Regions from separate parts of the Homo sapiens genome. Here regions 1, 3 and 4 are each linked to region 2. The links are chromatin loops, found by intact Hi-C in ENCODE. Cell type or tissue: B cell. All regions are shown on one strand. Links, peaks and the distances in the headings refer to the core of each region. The heading gives the core; the rest is flanking DNA.

What was found. Hi-C counts contacts between places; a loop is a spot of excess contacts. Peaks named below come from ENCODE experiments on the same cell type or tissue, not always from the same donor. Only the 100,000 strongest peaks of a DNase experiment are listed, where the experiment ranks them.
Region 1: it touches region 2 in a loop (5-fold over the local background); 2 of 110 quality-filtered maps call a loop at or near these places.
Region 3: it touches region 2 in a loop (11-fold over the local background); 5 of 110 quality-filtered maps call a loop at or near these places.
Region 4: it touches region 2 in a loop (5-fold over the local background); 29 of 110 quality-filtered maps call a loop at or near these places.

The regions. Positions count from the first base shown.
Region 1 is chr17:64,772,586-64,780,818 of GRCh38, forward strand. It overlaps MIR6080 (microRNA 6080), which reads left to right and starts at 8,174; the gene lies at 8,174-8,233. It also overlaps the pseudogene ARHGAP27P1-BPTFP1-KPNA2P3 and the pseudogene ARHGAP27P1. RefSeq lists enhancers at 5,213-5,882, 5,883-6,551 and silencers at 6,038-6,257, 6,418-6,477, 7,731-7,780. In B cell, for the core only: CTCF peaks have their summits at 4,456 (motif pointing right) and 4,662; DNase peaks (open chromatin) are centred at 4,456, 4,986, 5,226, 6,216 and 3 weaker places; H3K4me3 peaks cover 2,304 bases; H3K27ac peaks cover 284 bases; H3K27me3 peaks cover 979 bases.
Region 2 is chr17:65,119,622-65,127,854 of GRCh38, forward strand. No RefSeq gene overlaps it. Among named protein-coding and RNA genes, the nearest start is that of RGS9, 14 kb to the right of the region's middle. RefSeq lists enhancers at 3,003-3,534, 3,535-4,065, 3,871-3,920. In B cell, for the core only: no CTCF peak of the experiment used is centred there; a DNase peak (open chromatin) is centred at 3,800; H3K4me3 peaks cover 1,334 bases; H3K27ac peaks cover 1,029 bases.
Region 3 is chr17:64,917,263-64,923,796 of GRCh38, forward strand. LRRC37A3 (leucine rich repeat containing 37 member A3) reads right to left here and starts at 2,216. Exons shown (of 15, transcript NM_199340.5): 1 at 2,169-2,216; 2 at 1,488-1,608. RefSeq lists silencers at 1,566-1,945, 2,016-2,105, 2,206-2,425 and enhancers at 2,041-2,541, 2,617-3,118, 3,119-3,618. In B cell, for the core only: CTCF peaks have their summits at 2,273 (motif pointing right) and 2,472; DNase peaks (open chromatin) are centred at 1,759 and 2,269; H3K4me3 peaks cover 1,751 bases; H3K27ac peaks cover 1,619 bases.
Region 4 is chr17:65,194,503-65,202,735 of GRCh38, forward strand. RGS9 (regulator of G protein signaling 9) reads left to right here. Exons shown (of 19, transcript NM_003835.4): 13 at 2,624-2,739; 14 at 7,491-7,578. Among named protein-coding and RNA genes, the nearest start is that of RGS9, 61 kb to the left of the region's middle. In B cell, for the core only: CTCF peaks have their summits at 4,457 (motif pointing left) and 4,656; a DNase peak (open chromatin) is centred at 4,409.

The DNA.
Region 1 (8,233 bases), core at 1,424-6,423, 350 kb before region 2:
TGGAGTTAAGCTATTTTTATAGGGAGGGAATAGTAATTTACACATTTAACTGGGCCAACGAGGAGAAAGGAAGGGGGAGGTTGGGAGGATTCTGCAGGCAGGCCCTTCTGCTACCTCTGCTTCCTCTCTCTGGCCCAGCCCCTAGACAGACACAAAGGCCTGGACGGGGGCCCCTGCCCCACTCCCTTCATGCCTCACAGGGGACCCCCAGCCAGGAGAAGGCAAGGAGGCAGGGTGGGCACCCACAGGGGCCTCAGTTGGACAGAAGGGTCCTGCGGGGCTCACCTGGCAACAGCTCTGCAAGTTCCCTCAACACCAGAATCCTTCTGCAATCTGGAAACAGAGCTTCCCAAAATTTAGCAAGAGCACCTGTGCCCCTATGCCCCTGTGCCCCAGAGCCCTAGTCCTGGCAGCCCTATTTCCCCCTCAATATGAACAAACAGCCGCTGACCTCTCACTCCCCGGCACAGATCCAGCTCTGAATCTCCCTAACATTCAGGCATGGAGCCCCGACCGCATTTCTGGTCAGCAGCTACCCCCTGGTCACGATCATGGACTTTCCCATTCCCCAGGGCCTGGCACTGACCACCCATCCAGGCTGGCATTCAGAAGTACTGATGCCCACCCTTCCCTGTACTGGACATAGTCATCTCTAAGAAGGGCAGAGAAAATAGGTCCATGGGAGCTAAGCTATGAGGAGGCAAAGGCCTAAGAATGATATAATGGACTTTGGGGACTTGGGAGTGGGGGAAGGGTGGGAGGGGGGTGAGGGACAAGAGACTACACATTGGGTACAGTGCACACCACTCGGGTGATGGCTGCACCAAAATCTCAGAAATCGCCACTAAAGAACAAACACCACGTGCTCCCCACAACTATTAAAATAAAATAAACATTAAAAAATAGGTCTAGAGTGAGGTCAACTACTGAGGCCTGGGAAGGAAGTGAGGGGGCAGGTGGGGCCCATCTCAGGCCTCTGGGGGCCGAAGGGAGCCAGGGACTAAAGAGGTGAGAACCAGGCGCAGGCTCCAGGGAGACCCCCAGAGACCATGTGGCCTGCAGGGGAGTTGGGGGGGTGTGCAGGGAGATCTCTGGGGGGACAGCAATGTGGGGTGAGGGTGGGAGGGGTACCCAAGAAGCTGCTCTCTCCTAAGTCAGGTCCTAGGCAGGCAGAGGGGCTCTTGGGACAGCCTGGGGCTGCAGGTGAGTCCCTGGGAGGGAGACAGCTGAGGCGGCTGCCCCAGCTGGAGGGTGGGGGTGAGGGTTGTTGGAGGAGGGAGTACAGGCAAGGGGCTAGCTGGAGTCCCCTCAATTTGGACTTAGCTTCCTGCTATTACCAACGCCCCTTGCCAAAGGCTCCCTGGCTGGCCCTGAGTGGGGACAGGTGGGTCTGTCCCGAGGCCAGTTTCTTTCTCTCAATCACAGCGGCCTCGGGCTGCCCTCGGAGTTTGTCCTAGGAAGTGGGTGCTGGGCCTGGATCCAGAGAGGAGGGGCCCCCAGGTGGGTTTTAGGATTTGGGAAAGGGAGGGGAGAGAGTGGAGAAACTGCTGTGGCCGCCCTCTAGTCCCTCAGGGGCAAGGGCTCACTCACAGTTCCCAGCGGAGGAGGAGAAATGAGGGCCCCCGCTCCTTCCAGTCGGGGCTGCCTGCTCAGGTGCGGCGCCTCCAGGGTTGCTTGTATAAGAAGGTGCAGCAGACCGGCTGGAACTTCCCTCCCAGCGGCCAATGCCCCAGCAGCAGGGGCGGGCTCCAGGCCAGCTCCACCCACCTGGGCCTTCCCACTTCTGGGTGGGGATGGTGACTGCACCCTGAGATCCCAGAGCCAGGACCACAGCCATGGGGAAGAGTCTCAGAGGCCCCTTTATTGCACCGCCTTTGGCCTGGCTTCCCAGGGCTCCCTGAGTGGCCTCTTTGGGAGAGAGGAGGAGTCATCCCTGCTTACCTCTCCCTGTCTCCCTGTCTCCCCTCTCAGAAGGGGTTGCTTCTGCCCTCTCCTGGGCAGCAAGAGAACAGGAGACGTCCCTCTCCTGGGACATCAACTCTCCCACCACAGGGCTGGGCACGCAGGATGCTCAGAAGAAGGAGCGCTTGCTTGCCTTCAGCTTGTACTGTTCTTGCTGAGAGGAACAGGGTGGCCAACCCTAAAGGCCACCTGGCTGAAACTGAACCTGCTGGCCAGGGTGGGGCTTGGGGTCAGGGGCCTGGAACTGTCCTGGACACAGCCACTTCCTGGCTGTATGAGCTTCGTCCTGTCACTAAACCTCTCTGAACCTCTGTTTGTACTCAGGGCAAATGGAGGTGCCTACACCTGCCTTCCAAGCTGCTGGGAGCTTAACCCTGGGTTACAAGCCTTTGAGCAAGAGCCCACAGGACTGTTAGCCCCTTTGGGACTGCGTCTTACCACACTTTGTCCCCAGTGTCCAGCACAGTGACCAGCCCACACCAAGTACTCAATATGTGCGATTAGAGTGCATGGGGAGTGACAAGGCTGTGAAACACCATCCATGGCAGGAACTCCTCTGTTCTGGGGGTCCCTGGCCTTGCCCAGTAGCCTGCCCTAAGCCCTGAGCTGCCGCCTGACAGACGGGGGTCCCTATACACTCCCCAGTGCCCCCGTGCCATGCCATCCCCACATCCTGCCCCCTCTGTTCTGCACCCACTTTCTTCCGAGATCCCTTCTCAGCAACAATCTCCTCCCCATCTTCAGCCTCCCCATCTCCTGCCCACCCACCTGAACCTGGGGATGTTTCCATCTATGACCTACACCCCCTCTGGCCACGCTGTGTCTCTCTCTCTCCTTCTGTCTGTTGTCTACACACTCAATTCGCACCCTCACTTCACTCCTGACCACTGCCCTCTGCCTTCAGCACCCCCCTGACCAGCTGAGCTTCTAGTGGCCACTTCGGATAAGTGTTATATGGCCTTTCTCTCACGTCACCTTCCTGTGCATCTTTCTTCTGGACACTTCTTGTCCTCTGAGCCAGCACTCTCATGCTTCTCTTCCCTTTGTCTGGCACCTAAATCCAGGCAGGCCCCACCTTTCTCCACCCTGCTCCTCCCCAAGTCCCCCCCACCCCCCAACTCAGTAAGCAGCACCACTGTCTGCCCACAAGTGCCAGCTGGGAATCTGAACTCAACCCGATTTCCCTCCCACCTCCCTCGGCCCCCAGACCCTGCCCATCCATCTCCCAAACCTCTGTTACCACCACATGCCCACGAGACCACCAAGAGCTTCGGCCATTCTTGAGGCCCTGGCCACAGGGATTTTTTTCTCAATCCCATTCCTGTCTCTGCTAAAAGCCTCACAGCAGCTGCAGGATAACGTGCACATTCCTGGCAAGGGCTCATGAGGCCCTGCCCCGGTGGGCACCCACTCTCAACCCCATGCTCCACTCTGAGCCCCGGCCCCATGTCTTCTGTTGCTGGCCTCCTATCCAAGAGGGTGAGTCCCCCAGGACCGTGGCTGTGCCTGAGTCCTCTCTAGATCCAAAGGCTCACCAGGGCTCTGCAGCTATTTGGCTAGTTCATGCCTAATGAACGAGTGAATGGGCCTGGAGGATTATGGTGGGGAAATGCCGCCTGGGACAACTAAGGGCAGGGGTGGGGTTCCCTTGTGGGGGCAGGACCAACTCCCTACCCTGGACTTTGTTGGGGGTGGAGCACCAGGGAGAGCCACAGCTGCCTCTTGAATAAAGCTCCGTGGCAGGGAACGTGGTATTATTGCACTCATTGCACAGGGGAGGAAACTGAACCAGAGACGCAAAGTGACTTGTGGAGGTCACATAGTGAATTAGGGCCACAAGTGGGGCCAGGGAGCAGCCTGTCTCTGGCCAATGTCCTAGTTCCCCCCTGGGTAAGTCCCCTGCCCTCATCACCTGTGCCCCTCCCCCCATATGCCACTGCAACTGGGAACCTGCTGGGAGCTGGAGGAAGGATGGGCAGAGGGGCCACCTGGCAGGCGCCCTGGCAGCCGGGGTGATCTGTCTTCTCAGGAGATGTCAGGACCTGGGCAGTCTCCTTCCTCTTTGGTCCTGGGGCCTGGGGTGGTGGCCCTTGGGCAGACCTACAGAGGCCTGGCTCATAGGTAAGGGGCTGCCGCACCTCCGCCCTATTCAACATACACTCTCTGTGCACTCTGTCTGAGCCAGACCCTGGGCCAGATGCGAGGTTCAAAGAGCAAGGCCATTCCCCCACCTCCAGGGGCTCCGCTCAGACGGGCAGGCACCGTCCCACCGTCACTAGGACAGAGAATGTGGAGAGGCCGGGAAGTGCGCCACCGGGAGCCTGCGCAGGAAACGGAGGGGCGCTGCGGGGGAAGAGCGCTGGCATCCAGCCACCCATCCCAGAGAAGCTGCCTGGCTGGCTGGCAGGGGCGCGAAACAGGAACCAGCCGCGGTCTCCAGCCCCGCCCGCCGGGTGCCGTTTTCCACCCTGGCCACAAGGCGGCGGGCTGCCGCTGCAGGAGCCAGAGTGAAGGCGGCGCAGACCCAGGGAAGCCAAACGAGGATGACCCAGTCTGGGTGGACCCCCTGCTGCTGCCAAGCGCTTCGAAGCCTTAATTCATTTAAGGCTCACAACCCTAATCCTTAGGTATTGTGCTTACACCAGAGGACGCTGGGCCTGGGGGGGGAGGGGGTGGTCCTCGCTTGTAAGTTAAGTGGCTGTCAGCAGCTGGCAGCTGCCCCAGCAAAATCCAGTTCCCCTTTCCCTAGTCTCAAAACCTGAGCTCTGCATTGTAACGAGACAGGCGGAGGGAACACCCAGCAGCGGGCCTACGGAGGCGTGTCTCCTTCGTCTGGGCATCCCGGACTCAGTCCTGGCACATGGTGGGCATCAGTGTTCATGGTAATGACATCAGGCACAGCGAAATAAATCAGAGGCTCCCAAGGTTCAGAGGTCATCTGTCCATCCCCTCCCTTTGTGCTAAAGAACAAACCGAGACCCTGAGAGAGGAAGAGAGCTGCCTCTAGATCATCACACGGCCGGTGGCAGATGGCAGAACGGTTCTAAGCATCCTTTTCTCCCCCTCGGGCTGCCCCTCCCTGAAAAGTTCCTAAAGTTCAAAATGTCAGAGTCCCCCAGAGTGTTCTGAGGATGCAAGAGTGTTTGTAAAACGTGCTCTATTTTCGATTTCCCAGATTAACACAACTGGATTCTGAAGAGGGGAAAAAACAACCTCACTTAACACGTCTTTCTGAAACAAACCCATCAGGAGTTCTTTTAAAAAAAAAAAAAAAAAAAAAAGGAACTGAAATGCTGGAAGCACCCTCAAAGGGAAGCAGACGCCTGACTTTCACATCCACCCTCTCATCTGACTCCAGGCTCCTTGAGCTGGCGGCAGGCCCGCAATCCCCCGTTCCGTGCCCAGATGCACTTCGGAATATAGAACAGCTGGGACTTGGAAAGATAATATGTGGCACCCACCTGCTGTAGGTTACATAACCTCCCAGCAGGGCTTGGGGCAGCAGCCGGCCATCGAGCTTATTTGCATTTCTGCAGCAAAACATGAATATTCACACAAGTGCGATAAATAAAGACCATCAACAGCCTCATATCAGTTCAAGCGCAATTTTGCCACCAATTTGATTACGAAAAATCTTTCGGGCTTCCAGGGAGCTTTGGAGCCTGGAAATTGCAGATGAGGGATGGGGGCCTGCACTGTTTCGCGGCTGGGGAGAGGGAGCTCATCCGAAGTCTTCCGACAGAGGTGGGCGTCATGCCCGACGCTGAGCGGAGTGGGTCTCCTCGAGCCCAGGCTCCCTGCGGGCGCTGTCCTCAGCGAGCCTCCCCGCCTCCGCGCCCGGGGTCGTACCTGCTTCACGATCTCCTACCGCGGCGGGCCGCGTACCTCCTGGATGGCCTCTTAGACGTTCTCTGAGTCGCTGCGCGACAGGGGCAGCAGGCACACCCAGGAGCCCGCTACGCTGCAGGCCTTGAAGCTGCCGCTGCTTCCGAGGTTGCCGGCGGGAGGCGAGACGACGGCGCGCGTCAGGTCGTCCAGGGACTGCGCGGGCCGCACGGGCGCCGTGGGCCGCAGGTACAGGCAGGCGGGCAGGCCGGGCGCCAGGCTGCTGCGCTGGCTCGCGGCGCCGCGCTGCGCAGGGCCGCACAGGGAGCTGGCCCCGCCTCGGGGCTCCGCTGGGGGGCCGTTGGGGGCCGCTGCCACAGCCGCGCTCACGAACCGGTAGTCGTAGGCGAGCGGCTCAGGGGCTGCGGGTCCCGATGGGGGGACCTGGCGGCGCGTCAGCGGCAGGGTTGCCCAGCGCAGGCAGCTCGCGCACGTACTGCGCGGGCAGGTAGAAGGGGCGGCCGCCGGGCTTGCGCCGCACGTGCCACCAATGCTCAGTGCTCTGTGCTGCGCCGCAGCGGCCGGTAGCGCTCATTGGGCGGGATGGCCACGCGGCGCCCGTCCTTGCCGGTGTACTCGAAGGGGTGCTCCACCAGTACGTACACGTCCCCCTCCACATCCGCCGCCATTGCGGCCGCGGCATTTTCCTGCAGGCAACAAGGAAGAGGGCCGCGGAAGTCAAGACCACTGAGCCCGGAATAGCCCAGCACTCGAGGAGAGACTTGGGTTCGAGTCCCGATGCTGCACTTGCCGTTCGCCTTCGGGCCTCAGTTTTCCCATTTCTAAAATGAGGACTTGAATAAAATCACATGCAAGGCTTCCATTCTTACACTCAGTGCTGGAATTAGGACAACCTCTTCATTCCGTGGGGTTGATTCTAAGATTTCAGCCTCGCTTCAGTCCTGCGGTGGGGAGATTGTGGGTAGTCTTGGTCCAAATCGACTGCGAGGGAAACTTTGGCTTTAAAACGAGGGGTGATTACCTGCTCTAAGGTCGACACCACGCTTGCTTGATAGTTGACCGTGCCTTAGTTTTCCCGTCAGTCAAGTGGGAAGAGCAGCCCATTTCCTGCCGCTCCCCGGGCCCTGTCCCGCCTGGACGCCTCCCTCCAGGAGCCTGCGCCCCGGCCCCGGGGTCAGGGTTGGGATGCGGGCTCTGCAGGCGCCCCGGCGAACAGCTCTACCTGGAGGCTGTCCCTGCCCCGCTTAGTCCAAGGGCCTTGGTGTGGGGGCCTCCGCTGTCAAGGCGGGGGAACCGGTTCTCTCGGTTTCTCTCCCCTTCCCCAGCGGCTTCAACGCAGACGTGAGCCCGAGCCGGGCCCGCCCCCGCCCCCTGCTCTCCGGCTCTCACGCCGCCCCCCGAGAGAGGCTGCCCACCTGCCCTGTGACCCCTACAGTGTCCCCAAGAGAGTGGCCCCTGGAGAATGCACTCTGAGACAGTGACTGTCCGTGCGGAGTCCCAAAGCAGGGGCCCTCAAAGCTCTCCGGAGTGGTCACAAGCCCCGCTCCCGCCCCGGCTGGGTGTGTCAGGGATGGGGGAGAGCTTAACTAAATCTGCCGGCGCCCCTCCACCAAAGCCATGAGTCGGTGGTCTTCTCCGGAAGTGCATGGCCCCTCCAAGCTCCCACACTGACCACATCTCCTCCTGCCTCCTAAGGTGACCCAGGCCAAGGGCCAGGAGACCGCGGCTTGCCGAGGCTGAGGGACCGAAGGAGCAGGGTCCAATCCGGGACTCCCGTAGGGCTCCTTCGCCACTTTGTCAAGCGTTCCTCGACTAGGAAAGGGTATACACTTGAGTCACTAAGCACACTGGGCCCCGGAGGCGGGGTCATCGAGCTGCCCAGAGCCAACAAACCCCAAGGTGGACACTGCCCCGGCGCCCCTTCCCCCCGGACCCCGCAGCGCACTCACGTCTGCTGGGCGGGCCTCAGGGAGCCCAAGGGCCGGGTGGGCGGGGCCGGCAGGTTAGGCCCGGACCATCGCCCTGGGCGGGGCTTCCGAGGTGGTGCCGGAGAGGTTTCGCGGAATCGGAGCTGGCAACGGCAGCGAATAGGGACAGCGACGCTCAGGAGTGCTGTCACCCATACCCAAAGAAGCTGCGTCTGGGCGGGGCGAGGAGGAACCTGAATGCCTCTGCTGGGGACCTTGGGGGGCATTGGGACGAGGACCGGAGCAGAAAGCCGGGGTCCGGAGCCAGGAAGGCTGCGTCTGAAGGGGCGCTGGCTGGTCGCTAGCGGAGCCCAAGGAGGGTGGGCCTCCCCTGTCCCGCCTTCCCCCTTCCCTTCTCCCCCGGGGATTTGCTGTCCCGGAGTCCCTGCGTCCCTCCCGCCTGCGGCTCTGGGAATGCCGGTCTGGGGCTGGTTGTCTAGTGCGGGCGTTCCCGTTCG
Region 2 (8,233 bases), core at 1,412-6,411:
AAGGGTCTGGAACAAACTAATGTAAAATTGAGAAAGGATGAGGGGTATAATCAGAATGACATACAAGCAATGAAAATGAATGAGCTAGAGCTAAACACTACTACATATATTAATATTAGCTGCATAGTGTTGAGTAAAAAAAGCTAGTCCAGAAGACAAAATAGTGTAAGACATCCTTTTGATAAAGTTTTAAAAAAGTGAAACCAATGTATTGTTTAGATATAAATGGCTGTGATAAAACAAAAAACTCCAAAGGCAAGAGCATAAACTTTACAAAGTTTATCATAGTGGTCACTCCTATAGACAGGGAAGCAGGAGGATTGGTCAGAGAGGAGCATGTTGTAACTCTAAGTTATTGGTCATGTTGGTTCATGAAATATTCCTAATACTATTAAATAAATCTAAATAGAATAAAATAAATAGAAAGGGCCACGCATAGAACAAAGATGTTTTTGTACCAGGGACTGAGAATTATGACTAACCCAATCCAATAAGCCTGAGGTCCAATAAAAAGGGTGGTGGTGATGGGGGTTAGTCTAAGGCCTGAAGAAAGGGAGGGATGTTAACACTTTAAACACTGATAGTCGAATGTGAAGCGGAGGCAGGGTGGTCAGTGGGATGGAGGCCACTCTAAACAAAATGTATGGTTTTTGCTATTTGGGAGTAAAAGGCAGCACAATTTCAGGACACTTTATTTTTTGTTTGTTTGTTTTGAGACAGAGTCTCGCTCTGTCGCCCAGGCTGGAGTACAGTGGTGTGATCTCGGCTCACTGCAACCTCTGCCTCCAAGATTCAAACAATTCTCTTGCCTCAGCCTCCTGAGTAGCTGGAATTACAGGTACGTGCCACCATGCCCGGCTAATTTTTGTATTTTTAGTAGAAACAGGGTTTCACCATGTTGGCCAGGCTAGTCTTGAACTCCTGACCATCTCCTTGTTCTGATTGCAAGCTCACTATATGTCTCAGTACAATATAAGAATCTAGTCTCCCATGTAGATCTTCCTACAGGAAAGAAACACACTGTTGGCAAATACAATGATCCAGTCTGACTGATAATTATGTTTTTCACTAGAAAGGAATTAACTCACACTCCAGGTTTATACATCAACTTCTTTTAGTTTGGTTAGCATGTGACCTCTGGATCCTGCTTACCTCTGTGTGAACTAATGGAACCAGCGTTTTGGCCCTACAGAGTGAAGGACAGGATACTGGAAGAAGACAGTCCAAGGCATTGTTACCCAGTCATCCCCAGTCAGGTCTTGTTTGAAACTCCAACAGTTTAGTAATATACTAGTAAGTCAATTTGTAGCTCTACTTGAAGAAGGTTTGTGCCAAACAAGATAGTTTCAGTAACTAAGCTATGTTGAGTGATGTTCAAAACAATTGTTCTAAATTTTATTCTATGTCAGAGCAAGGTTCCAATGAATATCAATGCAAATATACAACACATTTAAATGGTTTTTAATTACATTCTATTTATACAGTTAGCAAATGTTGATCACATCTTATTAAAATAGGTCCATCTAGGAGACTGTGAACAAATTTCTAGGTTTGTCATTAAGAATCCCTGAATCTACTGAATTTTAGAATTTCGACACAATTCACATTTTTTCCAAATAATTATTTCTACTGTTTTATAAATAACTGTATATTGATAATGTTTGCTCAATAATATTGAGATGTTATTTACTGTTCATGATGTGTGCAGGAGGAAGTCCAAGGCCAGGTTTTGTTCATTTCCTTTTCCAGGTGTTATATGGCTTGTGGCACTTCACTAACTAGGAATCATTTTCTTGAACGTTCACAAAACAGAAACTATCCTAACCGAAATCCAGTCAGATGATTTCAAAAAAGTAGATCTGAAATGCCTTTTGAGAGCTGCGAGTGCCTTCTGAGCAGTCCTGTGCCCAGGTGAATGCTTTATGTCAGCATTTTGCAAAATGTGTTCTGGGAAAAACCACATGGGAGGGATATTAATAGAGTGTTACTTTAAAGTTTCTGTGGTTAAAATGCTAGAGAAACACCAGACTAAACAAAGTTAAGCAAGTTCATCACGGCAGGCCTTCTCTGAACGATCTAATATTCTATTAACTGTGTTAAGAGACTGGCAGATTCCTCCCTCCCTCCCTCCCCCCGCTCTTTCTCTCTTTCTTTTTTCTTTCTTTCCTTCTTTTTCTCTTTTCTTTTCTTTTCCCTCCCTCCCTCCCTCTCTTTCCTTTTCTTTTCTTTCTGTCTCTCTCTCTCTCTCTTTTTCTTATTTTCGCCTCAGGAACACATAATGGCAAATGCTTCTTTATAGGGAATATTTCCCAACACAATCTCATAGAAGTGTCAGAGAAGGTATATCAGTTTCACACATGAATAGTTTCCGTTTTATGGATAGTTTCCGTTTTATAAATGTTCAAGAAAATGATTCATAATCACTGAACTGCCACAAGCCATATAACACCTGGAAATGGAAATGAACAAAACCCGGCCTTGGCCTTCCTCCAGCATACATCATGAACAGTAAAATAACATCTCAAAATTATTGAGGAACTAACACCTGTGGTAAGTGGCTGCCCTGGTAGAGAATCCAGGCCAGTATTCTCAAACTAGTAGTCTACAATCATGAGTCTCATTTCTCCTTGGTAAGATTTTTTTTTTTCTGAGACAGGGCCTCATTCTGTCACCCAGGCTGCAGTGCAGTGGCACGATCTCAGCTCACTGCAACCTCCGCCTCCCAGGCTCAAGCCATCCTCCTACCTCAGCCTCCCGAGTAGTTGGGACTACAGGCGTGCACCATGATGCACAGCCTTTGGTTAAGAGATCTTGATTTTGTCTTCACCCTCCTCTCCCATAGGGAGGACGTTAGGACCCTTTCTACCCCTGTACCTCCAATCCTCCTTCCAAGTGGCACTGTCTGCATAGTTCTTGTACTCTACTCTTCCAGGCTCATAGTTCCTCATCTTCTGAACTAATCTTCTTCCCCATTATGTGGTCACAATACTAAAGTGCATTTTTTGTTTGTTTGTTTTGGTTACTTGACTTGTTAAAATTGACAAGTCAGTCGTTCTCCTACATACGGGAAAAATGGGCCCTGAAGTATATATATTTACAGGTCTTGTTCTGTCGCCCAGGCTGGAGTGCAGGGGTGCCACCAAGGCTCACTGCAGCCTCGACCTCCCAGGCTCAAGCAATCCTCCCACCTCAGCCTCCAGAGCAGCTGGGACCACAGGCGCACACCACCACGCCCGGCTAATTTTTGTATTTTTTTTTTTTTTTTTTTTTTAGTAGAGACTGGGTCTCGCTATGTTGCCCAGGCCGGTTTCTAACTCCTGAGCTCCAGCGATCCTCCCAACTTGGCTTCCCAGAGTGCTGGGATTACAGGCGTGAGCCAGTGCGCCCGGCCTAAATTAAATACTTTTAAGTTGCAGTGTCACCATTATTTTTTTCGAGCCTGTAGGGGTTATAAAAAGGAAAGTCCAGAGCTTAGGTATTGGAGGGGCCGATCTCGAGGTAGCACTTAGGCGAAAGGGATCCCGGCGCTATGGGCTTCAAGGGGGCCCCTCCGAAAAGCCTTCCACCCCGGCCCCCAATCCCGCGGCGCGCGAGTTCCGTGGAGGAGGCCGCCCGCGGCCCCAGAGTCGGCATTAGGGGTTCGCGTCCACCCGGCAAGGCCTCCCGTGAGCCCAGAGCAGGGACCTAAGAGGATGCGAGAAACCCTCCAGCAGAAAAAACCCCGCAAACTCAGTGCACTCAGGACGCTGTCTGAAAGAAGCCGAAAGTGGGCAACCGCCGGAAGCCGACACCCTGAGCCCGCATTTCCTCTCTAGGAATCCGGAGGTTTCCGCATCTCTATGGTCTGGGCGTCGAGCGGCGGAGCCTGTGGTCTCTGGCGCAAAGGAAAGTGAACTCCCAGCGAGGAGGGGAAGGAGCATCGGCTTGTCTCTTCGCGATCCCTTTCCTACCCCTTCTCACTCGTGCGCACCTGGCAGTACCACCAGCAGAGCCTCGGAAATTGCTTTCATCACGATTTAACAAAATGAAGACACAGGAACACAATAGGACACCCCCAAACTCAACAAGTTTCTCTAGCTTTTTGCCAGTAGTGTAGCGCACATGCATTTTTAAAATTTAGATGAAGTCTAACATTCATGCAATAACACAGCTGAAATGACGAGTAATAACAATAATAATAACCCAGAAATGTTTGACATTTGAAGTTCCTTTTGAGTTTGAACCCCAGGCTGGAACTGGATGAGCTGGCGTCGTCTCTCAGCACAGACCCTGTCCTCTGGTCCCTAAGGCCGCGAGCAGGAGAGACACACCTGTTCTTCCACTTGCTCCCAGGGCTCCAGCTGGCCCATCTGTTGATTCGAAGGTTCATGCTAACCAACTTACATATACTTTCTTATTTGTATTTTCCACTCTAAAAAGGGATAGGGAAAACAATGCAAATATAAATAACTGCAGAATCTACTAAAATTAGAATTGTCTAGGTTTACAAAACATATGGCATCCAACACAAATAAGGGTGTGGTGAAATTTGTTCATTCTGAGCAGACAGAATGTAAATATATGCATCCTGTTGAAAAACTACTTGGCATTTTATATCAAAAGCCACCGTGACTCATGGGATCCCATCTGTGAAAATTTATCTCAAGCAAATAATGCAAGAGAAAGGAAAAGCTGTATTTTTGAAGTGATTCTGCAATGGACAACTACTGTTATTGTTCGCCCAACATTCAGTTTTTCTTTTAATGATTTTAACAGTAGGATTTTTCTGTGGGAAACCTACTAGCCCTCAATCCACTTCTGGGGTGGGCCCATGACCCAGGCCTGGCCAATGAGAATATCCCAGCATGGCAAGGCAGTAAGACATGAAGTCATGAGCCAGGCTGAAGGCCCCGAGTCCTGGCTCTGCTGCTTAACAGATGCATGAATGTCAGCTTGTTATTCAGCTTCTCTGACTCTCAGTATACTCATTTGTTGAATGGGCACATTAATAGTCCCCTGCCTCACAGGGGTAAAGATTAAATGAATGAAGCAGGTGTAACAGGGCTTGTTATGTCCTACCATGATCAGTTCCTACCTCTGTGACTCTGATCAATATTTCCTATGTCTAGCATGCTTTATTACCACCTTTCCTTTCTTTCCTTTTCTTTTTACTTTCCACATGTTGCAATATCATCTACTGCATTATCCTAGACATTTATTTTATATTTTTCTTTCCTCCGGGGAATACCCTGAAGGTGGGACTGTGTCTTATTCATCTTTGTACTCTGGTTGCTTAACACAGTTCCCACCCCAGAAATGGTGCTCAATAAAGGCTTCTTGAAGAAACGGAATAGCCTTGAGCCCAGAGATGAGAAAGAAGTTGGAACAACTAGTGAAAAGGTGATAAATCCTAGATGATAAACAAAAGGGGAATAGAGAGAACCACATGAATATGAACAATTTTCTTTAAAAAACAAAAAAAAACTTGATCCCTGGGGATTGCAGACTCCCTATCTCCCTAGCCCTGGACTGGCTCCCATGTGGTGGACAGATGAGTTCTAAGGACAGACTTGTGCCTAAGATTCACTTTCTGAATTACTGCTTCCTTTTTCTGCCTTAGGAATCATCTCTTCCCTTGGAGACTAACAGGAGAAATTAGCATTCTTTTCAGATAGATCCAATCTGCCTTCAGGAAAGACCACCCCGCATGGCCAATATTCATGTGCAAAAATTCAGACATAAAATGCAAAGTGTAGAGGAGGCTTTAAGATACAGTAAACAAGGCCAGGCATGGTGGCTCATAACTGTAATCCCAGCACTTTGGGAGGCCAAGGCAGGAGGATCCTTTGAGTCCAGGAGTTCGACACCAGCCTGTGCAACCTAGCGAGACCCCCATCTCAACAAAGATATAGTAAGACACTAGGGAAAGGACAGGCTTCATTAGGTGCCTGGAGGAGATGGGTCAGGCCAGCCTGGAAACCCTCGAAAACCCTTTCTAATGAGTGATTGCTCATCTTTTGATGGTGATACTGAACGAGTGATACCAGCATCAATTTCTCTGCTGTACAAGACCCTCCTGGAATCCATCTGAGACTCAGAAATTCTCAGGTTTGAAAGAGATGGACAGCAGCACAGTTTGCCATTGAGTATAGAGTAGATCTCATCTACAACTTTGGACTGTGGCCACTGAAGCTGGGAACACTCCAAAGACACCCAGTTCCCTGGTCTGTGAGATCATCTGCTTAAAGTACAAAATTAGTTGTTAGAAAGTTTTTCCATGAAGTCCTAATTAGTATTAATGTAATAGTGTCTTAATTCAGGTATTGGTAACCCTTAGCAATCTTCGGTGAAGCATCCAGAACCTAACAGATAGAGGACTTCCTGACTTAACCGACTTCTCCTACCACCAGATTCTGCAATTTAGCAAACATTTTCACTTTTTTTTTTTTTTGAGACGGAGTCTCACTCTGTTGTTGCCCAGGCTGGAGTGCATTGTCATGATCTCGGCTCATGCAACCTCTAACTCCCGGGTTCAAGTGATTCTCCTGCCTCAGCCTCCCAAGTAGCTGGGATTACAGGTGTGCGCCACCACACCCAGCTAATTTTTGTATTTTTAGTATGGATGGGGTTTCATCATGTTGGCCAGGCTGTTCTCGAACTCCTGGCCTCAGGTGATCCGCCTGCCTTGGCCTCCCAAAGTGCTGGGATTACAGGCGTGAGCCACCATGCCTGGCCTAAACATTTTCACTTACAATATTAATTATAATTTTTTAAGAATAATTTGATTTTCTCATAGCAAGCAAATGAATTATTAGAAAGTGGAGGCTTTGCCCAGGGGTACGCATGTTAGTAAGCAGCCAAACCAAGACTCAGCCATGGTTTATTTTGTTCTGAATCCTGTGCTGTTTCCATGACTGCAGTGCTCGGCCTCCCTGAACTGCTAGATAACAGTGACATAAATTCAGTGAAATAAATTCTGGCTGTGTTGGCCAGGCACGGTGGCTCATGCCTGTAATCCCAGCACTTTGGGAGGCCAAGGCGGGCAGATCACTTGGGGTCAGGAGTTTGAGGTCAGCCTGGCCAACATGGTGAAAGCCCAACTCTACTAAACAAACAAATGAACAGAAAAACAAAGCAAAACAAAAAAACAAAAATCAGCCAGGCATGGTGGCATGAGCCTGTAGTCCCAGCTACTCAGGCGGCTGAGGCAGGAGAATTGCTTGAACCTGGGAGGTGGAGGCTGCAGTGAGCCAAGATTGCACCACTGCACTACAGCCTGGGCAACAGAGCGAGACTCCATCTCAAAATAAATAAATACATAAACAAATAAATAAATAAATAAATAAATTCTGGCTGTGTCTACCTGGGTATGGGATTGATTGATCCATGACTGGGAAATTTTGGACAAGTCTGTTAGAAAGAAGGTGAGGGGCTCTTCTTGAAAGGCTCTTAAGAAGGTAGTAGGCCAGGTGCAGTGGCTCGCGCCTGTAATCTCGGCACTTTGGGAAGCCGAGGTGAGTGGATCGCTTGAGCTCAGGAGTTCAAACCTGGGTAACATGGCAAAACTCCGTCTTCACCAAAACTACACCAAAAAATTTAGCCGGGCATGGTGGCACGTGCCTGTAGTCCCAGCTACTCAGGAGGCTGAGGTCAGAGGATCACTGGAGCCCGGGAGGTTGAGGCTGCGTGAGCCGAGATCACGCCATTGCACTCCAGACTGGGTGGCAGTGAGACCCCTGGGCCCAGAGAAAAATAAAAAGAAATGAAAGTAGCAAATGTGGCAGACTTAAAGCTGAGAGGAGGGAAGACCTAACTCATGAGGGATGGGACACTTGGAGCAAACAGAGGGTCCTGGGATCTAGAGGTTTCACAAGGATGAACAACAGGTAAGTGAACCCTGAGCAGAACTGAATGCTGGACTTAGAGGGCAAATATACAAGTTCAGACTTTCCAAGACGACTCAGCTCAAAGTTAAGATCGGGATATGGCCATGGAAGTGGATAGCTGAAGTGAAGCAGAAGCAAAGATCGCTGGAAGGGAGGAGGTTAAGGTCAGAAGGTTGGGGAATTCATCCACTGGGACCCTGAAATCACCCAGGATGGACAAGAGGAGGATGTGGGTAAGGTGCTCAAGTTCTGTGGGGGAAAATCTGGAGGAAGACAAGAGTGCAAGGAGGAGGAGAGGGGTGGAGAGGGGTGTGTACGTCTCAGAGGAGGAAAGGTTTAGCACCAAAGTAGAAGAGCGATGCCTCAGA
Region 3 (6,534 bases), core at 1-5,000, 200 kb before region 2:
AAAAAAAACCTGAAAATATCAAGTGCTAGGGAGGATACAGAGCAACCGGAACTCTTCATACATTTGCAGGTAAGAATGCAAAATGGTACAGCTACTTTGGAAAACAGTTTTGGCAGTTTCTTATAAACATACAACCCAGAAATCATACTCCTAGGTATTTACTCAAGAGAAACAAGAATTGTGTTCAGACAAAAAACATTATGGAAATGTTTACGGCAGCTTTATTCATAGGTGCCACAAACTAGAAATAATTGAAATATTCAACTATTGAACAGATAAATGCACTGTGATACACTCATATAAAGGACTGCTACTCAGCAATAAAGAAACTACTGATACAACAACACAGATGAATCTTAAATACATTATGCACTGTACACGTATAAACTAAAAAATTAAAATACCTATTTAAAAGTCAAACAGGCCGGGCGCGATGGCTCACACCTGTAATCCCGGCACTATGGGAGGCCGAGGCCGGCGGATTACCTGAGGTCAGGAGTTCAAGACCAGCCTGGCCAACATGGTGAAACCCTGTCTCTACTGAAAATACCAAAAATTCGCCAGGCGTAGTGGCGGGCGCCTGTAATCCCAGCCACTCAGGAGGCTGAGACAGGAGAATCGCTTGAACCTGGGAAGCGGAGGTTGTGGTGAGCTGAGATCGCGCCACTGCACTCCACCCTGGGCAACAAGAGCGAAACTCTGTCTCAAAACTAAATAAATAAAGTCAAACAGTACATGAAAAAATAATATGATCAAGAGAGGTTCACTGCAAGAATGTAAGGGTGAATCAATATAAGATCTACTAATATAATTCTATGAATATACACTACTGTAATTAATATGTAGCATGCAGGAGGAAAACTATATGATCATCTTAAAAGATGCTAAGATGTCATTTAACAAAATATAATAGCCATATCTGATTTAAAAAAAAAAAACTTAAACAGAAAAAAAATTGAAATAGGTGAATATACTCAACACATTAAAGGTCTCAAACCAACAGTTAACCATTAAATATCTGCAACAGTTCCATTAAATTGGGATAGCATACTAAGATGCCTATCATTATAACTAACATTTGACATTGTTTTGGAGGAGGTGGTAGGGAATGCAATTTTTTTCTTTTTTCTTTATTACCCAGGTTCCCATCAATGGTAAAGGCAATGTAATTTGAAGAGAAAAAGGAGACATAAATATAAGAAAATCAGATGTGTACATGATTCATGTTTGCAGATGACAAAACTTTATTCCTAGAATAAAGTTATTCCAATCAAAGCAAAAGCTACAAGAAACAATTAGAAAAAAGAATAGGTGGCTGAATTCAAAATTAATTTTTTAAATTAATGAGTTTTCAACTAGAAGCCCCCTAGCAGAGCAGGTATTTTCATAGACAAATTAAAGATTAAATAAGATATCATGGCATAAGTGAAAATATTTAACAAATAAATTATACTTCATCCAATTTTGTAAAAAATACATACATATACCTGTGCCAGGTGCAGTGGCTCACGCCTATAATCCCAACACTTTGGGAAGCTGAGGCGGGCGGATCGCCTGAGCTCAGGAGTTCGACACCAGCCTGGGCAACACGGTGAAACTCCATCTCTACTAAAAAATACAAAAAATTAGCTGGGTGTGGCAGCGAGCACCTGTAGTGACTACACCACTTTGTTGACGGCCGTCCGGACCTGCAGCTGTCCGGGCCAGGTGGCTGCCCCCGCCTCCCCCCGGCCGGGGCGCTGGTGCTGGGGTGGGGCTGGCGGCGGCGGCGGCTTTCTCCGGCTACTGCTGCCCCCCCTGGGCGAGCTCAGCCGCGTCTTGGGCGCCACCTCAGCCTGGGCGGCGGCCCACCTGCCCCGGCTGCTGCCGCGGTGCCGCGAGCGGAACCCCGGATGGGTCCGGACGTGGGCGGCGGCGGCGGCGGCGGGGCCGGGGCGCAGCGCTCCGCAGAGGGAGCCGCGGGCTGCTTGGTCGGCCTGCCCCGCCGGCCCCTCATGTTGGAACCGAGGCGGAGGGAGAAGGGAAAGCGGCCGGGAAGGGGCGGGCGCAATGGGCGCAGTGGGGGCGGCCGGGGCCGGGTGGGGAGGCCAGAGGGGCAGGGCAGGAGGGGCCCGGCCTGCGGAAGCGGTTGGAGGGAGAAGGCTCAATCCGAATGGCTGGGGCCTCACTGCGGATCGCCTTCAGCCGCCATCTTGTTTCTTCCGTTACCGGAGCGCGGTCACGTGAGCTGAGCAGCCTACGAGCCTGGGACGGGGCGAGGTGGCGCGGCGGCCGCTAGGGGGAGCGCGGGAGCATTGAGTCGGGGGCGGAGAGCCTGGGGCGCCGGGGCTGGGCGCAGCGCGGCGCGGCTGGACTCCGGGCGCGGTGGCGCCGTTGAGAGAGACGCGCAGCTCGCGAAATGCCCCGCGGCTAAGGCCTTCGGAGACCATAGTCTCCGCGGACCCCTGGCTGGAGCCCAAAGCCGGCCGGACCTCCTCCCTGCGTCTCCCCTTCCGCGGCTCGGAGAGGAAGGCAGGAGAGCCCCCAAATATTCCCCTCCCGCCCCCTAGGGAAACTGAAGCTGAAAGAGCCAGCGAAAGAAAAAAAAAGTCTCGGAGTGGGGCGGCCCGAGCGACCTAAGGGACGGGGCAGCGCCAGCGACCGAGGGAAATTAGTCGGGGTGGGGGAACAGGGAGACAAGCCCCCAGAATTTAGGAAACTCCTAAATTCTACTAAAAATACAAAAATTACCTGGGCATGGTGGCGGGTGCCTGTAATCCTAGCTACTGAGGAGGCTGAGGCAGAAGAATCGCTTGAACCCCTGAGGTGGAGGTTGCAGTGAGCCAAGATTGCGCCATTGTACTCCAGCCTGGGCTGCAAGAGTGAGACTCCTTCTCAAAAAATAAAATAAAATAAATCAAGAAAAGTCTGGAAACCATGCCAACTGGTGAAATGAATAAAGAAATAAATGTTGTCTGGACTGAGTGGCTCACACCTCTAATCCCAGTACTTTGGAGGCCGAGGCGGGCAGATCACTTGAGGCCAGGAGTTCAAACCAGTCTGGGCAACATGGTGAAACCCTGTCTTTTCTACAATTGCAAACAAATTAGCCGGACGTGGTGGTGCATGCCTGTAATCCCAGCTACTCGGGATGCTGAGGCCCGAGAATCGCTTGAACCTGGGAGGCAGAGGTTGCAATGAACTAAGATAACGCCACTGCACTCCAGCCTGGGTGACAGAATGAGACTAGGTCTCAAAAAAAAAATTATAATTCAGTAACATAGTCAGTTACAAGATAAACATTGAGCCTGCCTCCTAGGTTCAAGCGATTCTCATGACTCAGCCTCCCGAGTTGCTGAGATTACAGGCGTGTGCCACCATGCCTGGATAATTTTTTGTACTTTTAGTGCAGACGGTGTTTCACCATGTTGGTCAGGCTGGCCTCCAACTCCTGACCTCAAGTAATCCACCCACCTCAGTCTTCCAAAGTGCTGGGATTACAAGCGTGAGCCACTGTGCCCGGCCTCAATTTGGGTTTTTATGGAAGCTTCATTACAGAGTCATTAATGATTACACCGTTGGCCGTTGGTGGTCAGCTTAACCTTCAGCCTCTCTCTCTTTCTCAGAGGTTGAGAGTGGCACTGAAAGCCCTGACCACCAGCCCCAATCCTGAGGCTGTCTAGGAAAGCCTAATCAGTCAATCATTAGCATAAAAAAAAGACTTATTTTGCAGATTCTGAGGGTTTTAGGAATTGTATGCCAGGAACCAGGAAGATCAAATACGTGTTTCACAGTCTCACAGGACCACATAGAGGAGATTGGTCATCAGTGTTTCTCAACAGAAGCGCTTTGGCCTTTTGGACAAGCCAGTTTACACACTGTAGGAAGAAGTTTAGCATCTCTGGGCCCGGATACCAAAGGCTAGTACCAGCCTCATCATTTTTACAACCAAAAAGGTAACCTTGCCCGCTCCCCATACATTCCCACTAGGAGGTGTCAGAACCACTTCCGGCTGAGAACCACTGGAATACATTTTGGAATATCCAAAAAATGTACTTCCATTTTAAGAAAATAATGTGGGATTGGTGTTTTTCATTTTTTAATTATTTGGAGGAAATTGCCAATGACAAGTGCTTGAACAAAAAATCCAAATTACAGACTAGTGTATATATAGTGTGATGTATCCATTCAATTCACTCAGGAAATGTTTATTTAACACTTAAGGTGTGCCATGCACTGTTTCCATTCCACATTCTGTACAGAGTGGGAAAATATTTGTAGTTTATATCCTTTATATGTAAATAAATAGGTCAGTTGCACTTCAAAGCCAACAAATAAAAGTGATCTCTAAATCTAAACCCCAAAGACAATCATTTTTAAACAACTTTAGAATATATCTTGTATATATTGTTTTAATGCATGTGTTCATATATAAACACATTTTATACAAAAACAATCTAATGAGGAAGAAAAATTATACTTTGGGAAAGAAGGAGCCGGGTGCAATGGTTCACGTCTGTAATCCCAGCACTTTGGGAGGCCAAGGGAGGTGAATCACATGGCGCCAGGAGTTCAAGACCAGCCTGGCTGACATAGTGAAACCCCATCTCTACAAAAATACAAACATTAGCTGGGCGTGGTGGCGCACACCTGTAGTCCTGGCTACTCCGGAGACTCAGGCAAGAGAATCGCTTGAACCTAAAAGGCAGAGGTTGCAGTGAGGCGAGATCGCGCCACCACATTCCAGCCTGGGCGACAGAGTGAGACTCTGTCTCAAAAACAAAAACACATTATTGCTAAGGTAATTTGCTTTTGAGTTCAAGACCAGCCTGACCAACATGAGGAAACTCCGTCTCTGCTAAAGTTTCAAATATGTATAAGTACTGGCATATTTTAAAAATACATTTTATTTTCTTTTTAGTTTATAAGATATGTGATTCCTTCTTTACATCTACCTATTTTTATTTCTGCCTCTTTTTTTAAATAGGGTTAATTTTTTTTTTTTAAATGGAGTCTTGCTCTGTTGCCCAGGCTGGAGGGCGTAGGGCTGCCTCTGCTCACTGCAATCTCCGCTTCCCGGGTTGGAGCAATTCTCCTGCCTCAGCCTCCTGAGTATCTGGCATTACAGGCACCTGCCACCATGCCCAGCTTTTTTTGTATTTTTAGTAGAGACGGGGTTTCACCATGTTAGCCAAGCTGGTCTTGAACTCCTGACCTCAAGTGATCCTCCCTCCTCAGCCGCTCAAAGTGCTGGGATTACAGGTGTGAGCCACCATGCCCGGCCTGTCAAATTGCTCTATAATTTCATTTGGAGTGAATTCAGATTAGACCATTGATTTTATTGGCTTTTTTTTTTTTTTGCTTTTTGAGAAGCAGGGCCTTATTCTTTTTCCTAGGCTGCAGTGCAGTGGTGCAATCACACCCCATCGCAGCCTCCCCCTACCCAGATCAGTAAGTCCTTCCGCCTCAGGCTCCCAAGTAGCTGGGACTACAGGCGCGTGCCCTGCCACCATCTCTGGCTAATTTTGGGGTGTTTTTTGTTGTTATTGTTGTTGTCATTGTTTTTTTGTAGAGACAAGGTTTTGCCATGTTGCCCAGGCTGGTCTCAAACTCCTGGGCTCAAGCAAGTGATCTTCCTTCCTTGACTTCCCAAAGTGCTGGGATTATAGGCATGAGCCACCGTATGGGCCCTGGTTATCTTTTTTTCATATTACACATTTTCATTTTCAAACATTTGAATTTTGCAAGCTTATTTTGAGTGAGAGGAGTGTTGTTTTCTTCTCTCCTGAAGCCCAGTGTAGCCCAGTCAACCCTTAACTTCCAGCAGGGAGCCAGCGCTTATCACTGCCTCACACACAGCATGTTAGCCTCCCTTATCCCCGAGAAACTCATACTGTTAGTGTTCAGCCACCACTTCCTCCTTCTGCATCTGGAGTCTAGAAGGCCTGCAGTTTTAGTCCTGCTCACAGTTTTGTGTCTGTTCCGTTGAGATTGTTGTAACTTATTTAAGCATGACTATGTCTTTTCAATTTCTCTTTTTTATATTTTACTCTCACTTGTATGTTCTTGAAGGGAGAGGGAGGATCAAAGTGTGCGCCCGCTATACCATCTTGGTTTTCCCAAAATCTGTCCCACGATGTTATAAAAATATATGAACTAGGAAATGAAACTCAAGGTTTTCTTTCTAACCAAGGAAGAAGTTCAGTCTCTCTCTATAAATAGAGAAGGGCTGTTGAATAATTTGTCACATTGCTTCTCTTTTGACTTTATAAGACTAGATAGTCTATAGACAGAGAAACAGTTTCATTAAACCAGGGCCATTCAGGTTTATTTGGTAAAATATTTGTGATATATTTAAAAGCTTCCTGAGGTACTCATGTAATGATTGTTACTAGTATAATTGGTGCATAGGGCTGGGTGACCCTGCAAAAAAAGAGGCACAGCAAACTTTATTTCAGGTACAGATGGACCTTACCTTTAGGCAAATCCTTGAAATTTTGGCGTGGGGAATCAGGTTTTTCTGTGGGTTTTTTGTTTGTTTTTGGCTTTTCATAG
Region 4 (8,233 bases), core at 1,493-6,492, 75 kb after region 2:
TGTTTGATATCTAATTAGCGTAAACTTAAGTTCTGGGCGGGCAGGGCCCTAAACCTGCCCTTTCCCTTACCCTTTGGCTTTTTTTTGTCAGTTTTGAATAGTCATTGCTCACTGGACCTGCACGCTTGTGTTATTTGGAAGAGGGGGCAGAGGCAGAAACACAGGAGAGTTCCGGCACACAGAGGGAGGAAGAAGAGAAGGGTGTAATGGTCAAATTAGAGGGAGAGAGAGAGGAGGACAGGGGAGAAGGGACAGGCCTGAGTGTGTGAGGGAGGTGGGGTGATGGGAAAGGAAGGAGTGCCAGGTATAGGTCACAGCTTGGGTCAACACTGCCGAGGCCATGAGGAACACACAGGTGACACTGACCCAGCTGGGTAAGCAGGCCTGGCCTGGGAGGGCCCTGATTCTCATCTTAAGCAACACTGGTACCTATTCCACGTGGCCCGCTCTGGGCAGCCAACAGGTTAAGGAGGCCACTCCTCTGGAGTCAGGGGTCCCCTGTCTACTAAGGTCAACTGCAGAGCCAAAGACTCTAGAACTACCTTCTGGGGAGGCTTCCCTTATCCTCTTTGGGCTCTGGCTGTTGGGGTGCTTCTCTGCAGCCCATGTCTGCCTCCCAGCGTACTGAATGAGAGAGGCGACCTGTGTCTGCCTGTGGACAAGCATGTGCGGACGCTGGCTCTCCCTGGAGGAGAAGGCAGGGAATCTGGCCAGGAAGAGGGTTGTCCTAGGAGGGCTTGGGGAGGAGAGATGGATGGCCGCTGAATTTTAAATAAAATGGGGAGCATGGTATTGAAGACAGGTAGAGATTGCTGGCAAGAAGAAAAATGTGTGTTCTGTGTAAGAACCGTTGATCAGAGGGCACTGGGTGGGTGACAACTGGAACTCCCCATTAAAGTGGGAAGCCCTGTTCTTTTTTGTGGATCCTATATGTTTATTGAACCAAATATATATATACACATATATGTATTTGTAAGTATATGTATATATATATTTTTATTGGTGCACCTATCAACTGTGCCGCGTACACTGAACCCCGTTTTTAGTCTTATATCCCTCACTCCCTTTTCACCCCTTTCCCCTGAGTCCCCGAAGTGCATCGTGTCATTCATAAGCCTTTGCATCCTCATAGCTTAGCTCACATGAAAGCGGGAAGTCTTGTTCTTAATGGTTTAGATTTTAGAACAGTATTACAATTACTGGGGAAGCTTAACAAAAACATCAACGTTCAGGCCTTATCCTCCCAAACCTCTTATTTGGTTGGCCTGGGTTGCTGTCTCACCACTATCAGCGTTTTTTGAAAGCTCTGCTGATTTTCACAAACAGCCAGGATTCTTAGGCTGGTTTACAGCGTTGATTCCCAGTGTGGGCCCTGGACCAGCGGCATCCGCAGCACCAGGGAACCTGTCAGACATGCGTATTCTTGGGCCCCACCCACTCCTACTGAATCAGAAACTCTGAGGTTGGGACCCAGCAATCTGTTTCAATGCATCTTCCAGGTGATTCTGATGCATGTGGAAGTTTGCAAACCACTGTCGTCATCACAACTCAGCTTCTTACTAATTATGTGAGACTTGGCAAGTATTTAATCTCTTTGAGCCTCAGTTTTCTTGACAATGAGATGGGATAGTAATACTCAATTCATAGTGTTCTTTTAAGGATTCGATGGTATGTGTGTAACGCACAGTACCTCACATAGGACAATGCTTTGTGAATGGCAGTTGTTAATGTTATCAGTTTTCTTATTGTTTGTACACTTGTTCTTATGGAAAGTGTAAAACTTGCTTGGCATGCTTTATCTTGGATCCCATAGACATGAATTGTGCCTGGTTCTGGTCCTAGCTGCTACATCAGTGGGAAAAATGGTGTGAGGGACTTGAAACCTTAGTTTCAAAGGTCTGTGTTAGGTTTAGGAGAATTCCATAAGGGATAGGAGAGAACACTGAGTCTTTTTCTGATTCTCTGGAATGTTAGATCTCTGCTAGCTGGGCTCGAATATCCTACCTGGGATCAGGGAAATCTTTCCAAACAAGGAGGTGCAGTGGGACCTGCATCTTAGAGGAAGCCCTGAAAGGGAGTGCAGAGATGGCAAATGGGTCTACTCCGAGGCACATGGCCTGAGGCAGGTACAGGAGGAGCCACCGGCTCCCACCAGAAGCCAGGGTGTGCCATGGTAGGGGGGCAGCTGTCGTGGGTGATAGGCACCCAGCAGGTGGCAGTGATTGTAGCACCCATCACCAATGCTGCTCCAGAATTCTCTCCTAGTCCAGGTGGCAGCCTGACCCTCTGCTGGCCAGGCTCCAGGCTGTTACCATGCCTTGGAGGAGGCATTTGAATTCGTTTGTCCTTAAGGTTAAGTGAGCAGGACCTGAGTGTGGGCTCCCCACGGTGGGCATCCTCCTCACCTCTGGGATGGTCATGTCTTTGATGTGAGCCCCGGGGGACTTGTCTGTGGCTGCATCTTCCTAGCAAGTGATTACTTGGCTTGTGTGTTATGCAGGGATTGGGAGGAGGAGGATTGAATTGAGCCCTGGGCCATGAGACTAAAGGCCCTCACCCCAACCCAGGCCACCACCTGTCACAACCGCTACCTCTCTGGTGCATTTACAAATCATCCTTGCAGGGTGGAAATCCCAACCAAGATGCGAGTGGAACGATGGGCCTTCAACTTCAGCGAATTGATCCGAGACCCCAAAGGTCGACAGAGCTTCCAGTACTTCCTCAAGAAAGAATTCAGTGGTGGGTCTTTGTTTACAAAAAAAAATTAAAATAACTTACTTTTAGAAAGAGTCCTTTAATGTCTAGCCTAGGGTTTGGGGAATTTCTCAGCAGATGTTTTCAGAGCTTTGCTTATGCCCTTAAACAGTTGCTTCCTTTCACAGCTTTAAGAATGGGACCTGAGCCCAAGACTCGTTCTTTCCATAGACTCAAAGAGGCCCCACCGTCTGGGGGAAAATTGCACCTGCTCACAGAATCTACATCAGGATCCCTCACATTTCTGAGGGCTCCATCCATCCTGGATGCCCCCACTGTCACCCGAGGAGCCCCCGCTCCTTCTAGTCAGCCTCTAAATATAATGAACCTGGAGGAAGGGAAGGGAGACAGGCAGGCTTTCCCTTTCTTTCTCTTTTTGTCTCCCAGCCTGATTTTCTTTTTTCTTTGTTTCTTTCTTTTTTTTTTTTCTGGAGACAGAGTCTTGCTGTGTCGCCCAGCCTGGAGTGCAGTGGGATGATCTCAGCTCACTGCAACCTCCGCCTCCCTAGTTCAAGCGATTCCCCTGCCTCAGCCTCCCAAGTAGCTGGCGTTACAGGTGCCTGTCACCACACCTGGCTATTGTTTTGTATTTTGAGTAGAGATGGGGTTTCACCATATTGGCCACGCTGGTCTGAAACTCCTGACCTCAGGTGATCTGCCCTCCCCAGCCTCCCAAAGTGCTAGGATTACAGGCGTGAGCCACTGCGCCTGGCTTCCTGATTCTCTTTAGCTCAGTGGTTCTACACATTCAGTCTGCCTGGGGATATTTTAAAACATGTTTTCCTGGATCTCATCCCTAAAGTTGCTTTTAAATTGGTGGGGGTTGGAATCCTTGAAGTTTTGGAAACTCCCCAGATGATTCCAATGTGTGGTGATTGACAGCCATCACCTTAGCTCCTGGCCTGATTTCTTCAGGGCCTTAGGAGGGTGTGGATTTTAGTGAAATGGGCAGGGCCACATTTTGTCCCATCTCTGAATGTCACCTCATGAGGGGAACTGTGACTTTTTTTTTTTTTTGATATGGAGTCTCGCTCTGTTGCCCAGGCTGAAGTGCAGTGGCATGATCTCAGCTCACTGCAACCATTGCCTCCGAGGTTCAAGTGATTCTCCTGCCTCAGCCTCCCAAGTAGCTGGGACTATAGGCACGTGCCACCACACCTGGCTAATTTTTGTATTTTTAGTAGAGACAGGGTTTCGCCATGTTGGCCAGGCTGGTCTCGAACTCTTAACCTCTAGTGATCCACCTGCCTCGGCCTCCCAAAGTGTTGGGATTACAGGCGTGAGCCACTGCACCAGGACTGTGGCTTTTTAAATATACTGCACTTCCCGGAGAAGCATCCACAAAAAAACACGAGGCCAGATCAGAACCAGGCTGTGCATTCACCACCTTCATTGAAATATTTACCTTTACGGGATTCTTTTACTTCCTTGCTCAGTACCCAGCCCTGGGGGCATCACTCCTGAGCCTTGACACTCAGCTGCTTACTACCCAAGATCCACTTGTCTGTGGCACTGCTCCAGAAACGAATCCTACTGGACATGCCTTTAGCCTGGCTGACTGCCGGATGCAAAACATTACATGATAATATGGATTGTTGATAATCATCTCCCTAATCAAGTCTAATTGCTGCTCTAGAACAAAACCCAGAAAAGATGGATGGACTGGCGAATAAGTGGTTATAGTGCCATCTAGTGGCAAAGTGACAACATACACCCTGAATTTATTATCTCCCCCCCACTAATTCCTTAGTGAGAATCCAGCGAAAAGATTTCCCTGCATTATTTAAACCGTATTATTAGCAATCTCCTCATGAGATTCCTGAGGCTTTAGGTATGAACAGGGCAGATAAATCATCAATTTGCTCATTTACTTTTTAAAAAGATTTTTAAATTGAAATATTATTTGCATATGATGAAATTAACTTTTTAAAAGTGTACAATTCAGGGGTTTTAGTGTATTCACTAAATTGTGCAACCATCATCACTAATTCTAGAACATTTTTGCCACATTAAAAAGAAACTCTTTACCCATTAGAATCATCTTCTATTCCTGCTTCTCCTGCACCCCAGCCCTAGGCAACCACAAATCTACTTTCTACCCCTACGGATTCACCTCTTCAAGACATTTCATGTAAACGAAATCATGCAATATGTGACCTTTTGTCTTTTTTCACTTAGCATAATGTTTTCAAGGCTTGTCTGTGTTTCAGCATATAACAGCGCTTCTGTTCCTTTTTTTTTTTTTTTTTTTTTTTTTGACAAATTCTCACTCTGTCGCCCAGGCTGGAGCGCAGTGGCGTGATCTCATCTCACTGCAACTTCTGCCTCCCGGGTTCAAGTGATTCTCCTGCCTCAGCCTCCCAAGTAGCTGGGATTACAGGCGCCCGCCACCATGCCCAGCTAATTTTTGTATTTTTAGTAGAGACGGGGTTTCATCATGTTGGCCAGGCTGGTCTCAAACTCCTGACCTCAGGTGATCCACCCGCCTCGGCCTCCCAAAGTGCTGGGATTACAGGCGTGAGCCACTGCGCCTGGCCACGTGGTTCCTTTTTAATGACTGCATAATATTTCCTTCATTCCTTTTTAATGACCCCATAATATTTCCTTGTTTGTATGTACCACATTTTGCTTATCCATTTGTAAGTTAATGAACATTTGGGTTGCTTTGACTTTTTAGCTGTTATGAATAATGCTGCTATGAACTTTGGTGTACATATTTTTGTGTGCTCATTTAATATTTTTGGTGGGAAAACGTATGTAACATAAATTTTACCATTTTAACCATTTGCTTTTGAGACGGAGTCTTGCTCTGTCGCCCAGGCTGGAGTGCAATGGTACCATCTCGGCTCACTGCAACCACTGCCTCCCTGGTTCAAGCAATTCTCCTGCCTCAGCCTCCTGAGTAGCTGGGATTAGAGGCGCCCGCCACCACGGCCGGCTAATTTTTGTATTTTTAGTAGAGACAGGGTTTCACCATGTTTGTCAGGCTGGTCTCGAACTCCTGACCTTGTGATCCGCCCCCCTCAGCCTCCCAAAGTGCTGGGATTACAGGCGTGAGCCACCCATGCCCAGCCGAAATCTTCTTCCTTTTTAAGGCCAAATGATATTCCCTTGTAGTCTTCACCATATTTTGTTCATCCATTCTTTTATCGATGGACATCTGAGTGCTTTCCACTTACTGGCTATCACGAATAATTGCTTATTTAATTTTACTAAGCAATCAACTGTCTTTTGCTATGGGCAAGATGGTTTACATGGCACTTTTGTCAGATCAGTTACATTTTAGTTGAGAGCATCACTGGTCTGTGATCTCAGTCCAAAGAACGCCCTAAAGTTCATGCTGAAAAGGAAGGACCTCTATAGAGCTATGGGACAAATGCCAACTAGTTTAAAATTGTGCAGCCTTTTCTAATATGAAGCACCCAGGAGCTTTTAAAAAAATGCAGTTGACCCTTGACCAACACTGGTTTGAACTGCACGAGACCACTTATAGGTGGATTTTTTTTTCAGTAAATATATTTAAAAACTTGGGGGGATTTGCAACAATCTGAAAAAACTTGCAGATGAACTGCATAGCCTAGAAATAGAAAAAAGTTATGAAAAGGTATCATGAATCCATAAAATATATATGTAGATACATATCCACTTATGTGTCCATTGACTGTTTATGTTATTAGTAAGGCCTCTGGTAAACAGTAGGCTATTTGTAGTTAAGTTTTTGGATTTTCTACTGCATAATGGTCTGCGCCCTAACCCCTTAATTGTTCAAGGTCAACTGTACTGAGAAAAGAGAGGAGAGGATTTTGTTGTTCATTTCCCCACACTGTGACACACTCCACGATTTACACACACACACACACACAGACACACACACACTTGCTCTCTCTTGTGATCGTCTTTATTTTCCCAGGCAAAAATCACCACCTGGGACCACTGTATGAACATATGCGTGGTACCTCTGGACGCTGCAGGTTAGAGAACCTCGAGTTGGAGGGAGATGAAGGATTTGGGGGAACCTGGCTTTTCCTTCTGGGCCAATCCCCTCTGGCTCAGGTGATGCTCAGTTCAGTCCTGCTCCTGGCCAGACCTTCCCTGAGGGTCAGTCCATCAGCACTGCTTCTTGAACAGCCTCTCTGTAAGAACCGTTGGCCTGGAATATGTCTGGTGAGGGACTGCAAATGATGGGTTCTCTAAGCACAGCCAAACAAAGGAGGAAGAACTCACGCTCAGTCATTCAACGGGAGCAAAGGAAGGAGGTCTTGATGTAGAAAACCGTAGCGTAGCAACGCATGTATAGAAGCCTATTCATGTGCGAGCTCGTTCAAGCAATATTTCCTACAGCCAAATTCTAGAATAAAAAAGAGTACGACAACCTCTGGGGGGTGATATGAACTCTGGCCTGTGTATTGTTGGAGGAAAGGAAGCTGCCACGGTGTGAATGCATTGCTGCAAACATGGTAGGTGCCAATCTAGTTTATTTCTAAGGCCACGTATTGAGCAATTACTAAGTTCCCAATGTTCTTCCAGGCCGTAGAAGTGAAGATGTGGCTCCTTTCCCCAAGGAGTATTGTTGTCTAGCATCACAATGTGCAATAGCTTGTTCTGCGGCAGGAAAGGTGTTCACTGAGCTGGGAAATGGAATCCATCCCGGTTGACTCATTTCTTTTATTTCCTCTTTTCTTCTTCCAACTTATTTCCTGCCCGGCCCTCATCCACGTGGACTTCTCACCATGCAGGAGAGAATCTGGGATTCTGGGAAGCCTGCGAGGATCTGAAGTATGGAGATCAGTCCAAAGTCAAGGAGAAAGCAGAGGAGATTTACAAGTGAGCATCAGCCAGGGTGCTGGAAAGCCTTCCCTTGGGCCTCTGAGGACCACCCCATTGTGCTTGAGGTGAAGATAGGATGAGAGGACAACAGCCTGGTAGCTGGCTGGGCCCTGGTCAGCATCAGTTCACTGTACTTGCCATGCTAGAAATAGTTCCCCGCTGCTTTGGGAGGTTTGGGGGTTCCCTGAAGAAAGCCTGGTGAGACATGCAGTGTGAGTCACCTGTTCCTATGGGAATGTGTCTAGGGGTTAAAAAAGCAAGCTGTCCCGAATTACAGTGCAGAGTGCTCTGTCTTTGACTAAAGCCTTCTTAGGTGTCCTGAGGGGTGTGTGTGTGTGTGTGTGTGTGTGTGTGTGTGTGTGAGAGAGAGAGAGAGAGAGAGAGTGAGAGAGAGAGAGAAGAAGCAGCAAGATGGGAAACCTATTCCTCACGCTTCCTTAGAGATGTGAGGAACACAGGGGAAGGGAGCTCCTCCCACATGTCTGGGACAGTGAGCGCAGCTTGGGGTACAAACATGGGTGGGCACATCTCATTCCTGACATCACGGCTCCAGCCCCCACTTGTTCTGAGCAGCAATAAGTCTGTCCCTCTCCATGACTGTCTCTCCTCCAAATTACACAAAAGCCAAGAGTTCCAGGTTAAAAGGGTCAGT